Linked DNA regions of Homo sapiens: region 1 is linked to region 2. A link is a loop called in an ENCODE intact Hi-C map of the cell type or tissue named here. Cell type or tissue: mammary epithelial cell. All regions are shown on one strand. Links, peaks and the distances in the headings refer to the core of each region. The heading gives the core; the rest is flanking DNA.

Region 1 (2,804 bases), core at 150-2,649, 290 kb before region 2:
CACAATAGCAAAGACTTGGAACCAACCCAAATGTCCAACAATGATAGACTGGATTAAGAAAATGTGGCACATATACACCATGGAATACTATGCAGCCATAAAAACTGATGAGTTCATGTCCTTTGTAGGGACATGGATGAAGCTGGAAACCATCATTCTCAGCAAACTATCACAAGGACAAAAAACCAAACACCACATGTTCTCACTCATAGGTGGGAATTGAACAATGAGAACACATGGACACAGGAAGGGAAACATCACACACCGGGGCCTGTTGTGGGGTGGGGGGAGGGGGGAGGGATAGCATTAGGAGATATACCTAATGTTAAATGACGAGTTAATGGGTGCAGCACACCAGCATGGCACATGTATACATATGTAACTAACCTGCACGTTGTGCACATGTACCCTAAAACTTAAAGTATAATAATAATAATTTTAAAAAAGCCTATTTAAGGATAATTATTCCTGGGAAAAGTCTACTTAACATGAATCCACTTAAATGGGAAGCAACATTTTACAGCAAATAATGGAGGTAAGGGAGAGTGTGGATTGAAGCTTTAGCTTTAAAAGAACTAAAAATTATAATACTACATTTGTTTTCTTTTACATGTAACCACTTTTGATTATCATTGCAACTATAGACGAATTCTTAGGACAGGAAGTTGAATCAAGACTCATTTTGGTGTGCTTTTTTTCTAAAAAACAAAATTGTAAGGTGGCAAAATATGGCATCCATCATTTCTCATTTGACCTTCATATCAAGATTTTAAAGAAGGTAAATTTTGCAAAATAATCAAGGACTTCACTTTTCTCCAGGACCTCTCCTAACCCTTTGAATTTCTAATTATCCCCTTTTGAAGACTCTATTATGTCATCATCTTTGTTAATTTTCTCTTCTTCAATTGTAATCAAACTCTGCCAGACCCTCATTTCTTGGAGGCATTCTAATAATTATTCCATCAGTCCTCCTCCATTGCTTTCATTATCTTAGTGAAATCCTTCATGTTTGTGAGATTGGCAGTTTCACCTTGCAATTTGTCAGCATAATAATCACAGTAAAAACACCTGACAATAATAGTGGGTGGGAGTAGATGCCAGTGTTAAGCCAGAGGGAGGTGTGAGTGGAGACTAGCTTTATAAGGTTCTGTTAGTGAACATTTCGTGTTGGGATGACCTTTGCTTCCCAACTTATAATTATAGGTACTCCAATAGTAAATACTCTGAAAATGAGGTTCCCCTGCACTCAAAAACAGGAATTAGCATTGCAGGTTCTTGGTGAAAGTACTAATTGGAAGAAGTGTGATGATGGATATAGCACCTGGAAAGGTGATCAGCTGTAACCTATGCATGCTGGCTGAGGAACTGACCAATACCCCCTCAGGCTTGGCTCTCAGCTCCTGTAGGTTTGAGCCCTAAAATGTGGTCAACACCTGAAGCTAGAATACTGAAAAGATAAAGTAACACAAATATCTGCTTTGTAGCTACTGCCATCTAGTGACTTTAAACTTCATTTCCAATTTGATGTTTGTTAACATCATAACCAACTCTAGGGGGCAATACATTGCATGTAGTCTGTGACTTGGATGGCTTAGCTTAGCTTTGTAAGAGCTGACAAGACTTAAAATCCTTTCCCCCTGTTGGGAGTCTGTTCGGAAGTCTTTGATTTGTGTCTGGGTTGGTGTGGACTGGGTAGAGCTTGGTTTTACAAGTCCTCAAGGTATGCATGATGATTCACTCTTGGAATAAGGCTTGTTCTTTCATCTCCTGACTTTGCACATGTTCTTTACATTGTTGACCTACTCTCCAGCTTCTCTTCCACTCAATCAGCAAACTGTTCTTAAAAATCAAATTCAAATATACCCTCTAGAAGGGCGTTCTCAACTCCCCCCTCCCCAAACTTGTTCTTACTTTCTTCTGTGCTTTTAGATCAAGTTTTACTCAGTTCTGTTACATTTACCACATGCAACTTAATTATTTAATAGTCCTTTCTTCCTCTAAACTCAAGATTTTGGGGTGCAACTGTTACGGTTTGATCTTATTAGCATGTATTTCATTCACTACCTAGCACGTTGAAGATAATCACTGAACATTTATTAAATTAATTTTTTTAAATACCGTGATTGGCTGGGTGCAGTGGCTCACTCCTGTAATTTCAGCACTTTGGGAGGCCAAGGCGGGTGGATCACTTGAGGCCAGGAGTTTGAGACCAGCCTGAGTAACATGGCGAAACCTTGTCTCTACTGAAAATACAAAAAATAGCTGGGCATGGTGGTGTGCGCCTACAATCCCAGCTACTCAGGTGGCTGAGGCATGAGAATTGCTTGAACCTGGGAGGCAGAGGTTGCAGTGAGCCATGATCATGCTACTGCACTCCAGCCTGAGTGACAGAGCAAGACTCTGTCTCAAAAAACAAAAACAAAAACAAAATCCACGATTATGCCAAATGGTTCTTGGTTTCACCAAGGTTACATTAACCTCCTAAACTCATTTTTTTAGTGAGGTAAAATTCACCATTTTAACCATCTGAAAGTGTACAATTCAGTGGCTTTTGATATATTCACAATATTGTGCAACCATCACCACTTTATAATTCCAGAACATTTTCATCACCCCTCAAAAAAAACTCCATATCCGTTACAAAGCTGATCTCCATTCTCTCCAGTCCCCAGCCCTTGGCAATCACTAAACTACTTTCTGTCTCTATGAATCTGCCTACTCTGGGCAAATAAATACGATTATATAATATGTGGTCTTTTGGCTTCTTTCACTCAGCAAAATGTTTCTTTTCCAAGGTTTATGCA
Region 2 (2,804 bases), core at 51-2,550:
ACAACAACAAAATGGCTGTGCTAAGTAAAACAATCTGTATTTTATTCAGAGCCAGCTTCTAATCTCCTTGACTCTAAAACAAAATATCAATATTTATTTCTGCTTGATCTAGCTGCCAAAAGACTCTTGTCTATATAAATCACACTCACAGTTTTATCTATGTTTAAGGTAATGAAGACCTAATCTATATGTGGCTGTAGAAGGTATTTATTTTGCTGTTTACTGTCGTGCAGATGTAGTTGGTAGAGCAGGTGGTAGGTCCTCAAGTGACCGTTTGGCCAGGAGGGAGTGTTTGGTGTCCAGCAAGCAGTGCTGAGTCATTTCACTCGGTCAATACACTTGGTGATGGAACCTGCAGTAACATTTCAATTTAGAAAGAGCCAAATGGAGATGCCATGCTCACTCCAAAGTTTCTGACACTCTGCTTGGTAAACGGACTTCAGATTGTTTTAGTGCCTTCAGCACATTTATTTTCGACAAATTTGGAATATCCTTGAAACTGAATTGGGCACAAGGAGGTATATATTTCAATAATTTGAATGGGTCAAATGGAAGGTTCACGTATTCTCCTTTCAAAAGTGTTTTAGATCAATGATCAAGATTTTGTAAATCTACAATGTTGAGTTAATTTTACCCACATGCAAAAGAGGCTGAGAGGTATATTTCCTTGAAGCCAGTACATATTCTATAGCTTAAGTGTATGTCTGGGTCCCAGGAAGAAGCTGATGTTTGTTGAAATCACACATTCGGCAACATGGCTATAATTCCTGGATGGTGACATTTCACCAAAGGAAGCAACTTAGGATGTGAATTAAGCAACAGTTGTCATATTCAAAAGCTCACGTATGTGTGTGTGTGAGAGAGATGATTTAATGTGTGTGTGTGTGTGTGTGTGTGTTTTAAATAAGTGAAATCCATCTGTGATTCATATGTGAAAATGTGTCTGTCATTCTCTGGGAACCTAGCTTGGGTTGAATTATTTTTAAACCTCAGTATGTTGAGGCAGAAGTCCTAAAAGGCTCATTGCAGACTAAAACAAAAGTGCCTCTTTATTCCCAAATGAACCATCACTTGCCCCATATACTGCTTAATAGTTATTGGTAATTGCCGCTATTATGTGTCACACTTTTGTACACAAGCAATGCATCTCCAACCTGACCCTTGCTCACTCACTTGCCAGGTATTTAGAAAGCACATGTTGCCTGCCTACCTTCTGCTCAGGGCTGTTTGTTAAGGATACAAAGATGAATAGGGCAGGGTCTCTACCCTTTCCCTTAATGGTCTCGCTTTGGCTTCCACTCTTCCAGGTAGCTCAGGAAACTTAAGGTAATCTACAGTCATCAGATACAGGAGTGAGCTGCCTTGCCTCTATCCCCTGAGCTCTGTCTCCCCCTCCTGGTGTCTCTGGCTCTCACCAGCAACCCCCAGGTCCAGGAGCAGCAGGCGGAGCAGCCAATCAGCAGAGATGGCCCCACCTGGTGGGCAGCCCTTTGGCTTCAGAGCTCCCCTCTGGTTCATTGGTTTTACTCAAAACACTTGGCTTTGCTGACAGTCATCTGTGGTAGCTGCATTTCCCCAGAGGAAGTGGTGTGTGCAGGCAAATCTGGCAAGCCTTTGGGTTACAGTTTTGTGATGAGCCAGCCGGCCCACAATTACCTGGAATCCCACTCTCCTGGTTCAAATCCTGACCCTGCTACTCTCAAGCTGTGTGGCTTAGGGCGAGATATTTCTCTAAGCCTGAATTTCCTTATTGTTAAAATCAGGGCAGGCCGGGCACAGTGGCTCATGCCTGTAATCCCAGCACTTTGGGAGGTCGAGGCGGGCGGATCACCTGAGGTCAGGAGTTCGAGACCAGCCTGACCAACACATCTCTACTAAAAGTACAAAAATTAGCCAGGCATGGTGGCGTGCATCTGTAATCCCAGCTACTCAGGAGGCTGAGGCAGGAGAATCACTTGAACCCGGGAGGTGGAGGTTGCAGTGAGCTGAGATCGCACCACTGCACTCCAGCCTGGGCAATGAGTGAGACTCCATCTAAAAAAAAAAAAAATCAGGGTAAACTTATATGGCAAAGTCGGCATGAGGATTAATGGTGACATGTGTAAAGCACTTCATATGGTGCTCTGAGTAGGGTAATGAGGGTAATAGAAATCTGTGTTCCGGGGATACAAAGAAGGAGCAATCTCTTCCTAAGAGTCTTGGTGGATGCATTCACCTGGGCAGGATGTGCCAGGAGAGGGACCAAGTTGTACAAAGGGTCAAGAGGGTAGAAGAGCCTCACTCATTAGTGGAGCCTCTCAGAGTAGCCTCCTTCTGGGCTCTCTGGAGCTTTGCTGAAGCGCAGCTGTCCCTTCAGAACTCATTGCACTGTTTCTGGTCCTGGTTCCCTCTTACTCCACTTGCTTGGCAAAAATTTCTGAGTGACAACTCCCTTTTCTACTTGAAACTGGTGGGCAATCTTGTCCCTCTCCTCTCCTGAATGGCCTTTTAACTATTCTTAGAAAAAAATTAAAATCCAAGTATATGGACTGAATTATGTTTCCCCCAACTCCCATTCATATTTTGAAGCCCTAACCCACAATATGACTATATTTGGGGATGAGGCCTCTAAGGAGGTCATTAAGGTTAAGTGAGGTTATAAGAGTGGGACCCTAATCCAACAGGACTGGTGTCCTTATCAGAAGAGAGAGACACCAGGGATGTATGTGCACAGAGAAAGGAGGCGGCATCTGCAAGCCAAGGAGTGAGGCCTCAGGAGAAATCAAGCCTGCTGACACCTTGATCTTAGACTTCCAGCTTCCAGA

Evidence for each region. Peaks named below come from ENCODE experiments on the same cell type or tissue, not always from the same donor. Only the 100,000 strongest peaks of a DNase experiment are listed, where the experiment ranks them.
Region 1: a loop joins it to region 2, with 12 times the contacts of the local background. A loop is called at or near these places in 7 of 110 quality-filtered maps.

The regions. Positions count from the first base shown.
Region 1 is chr3:38,998,630-39,001,433 of GRCh38, forward strand. The region is part of intron 2 of SCN11A (sodium voltage-gated channel alpha subunit 11); the gene reads right to left. Among named protein-coding and RNA genes, the nearest start is that of SCN11A, 52 kb to the right of the region's middle. In mammary epithelial cell, for the core only: a CTCF peak has its summit at 1,536; a DNase peak (open chromatin) is centred at 1,622.
Region 2 is chr3:39,287,116-39,289,919 of GRCh38, forward strand. It overlaps a transcript of CX3CR1 not described here and the pseudogene ADAD1P1. Among named protein-coding and RNA genes, the nearest start is that of CX3CR1, 8.5 kb to the left of the region's middle. In mammary epithelial cell, for the core only: a CTCF peak has its summit at 1,402 (motif pointing left); a DNase peak (open chromatin) is centred at 1,436.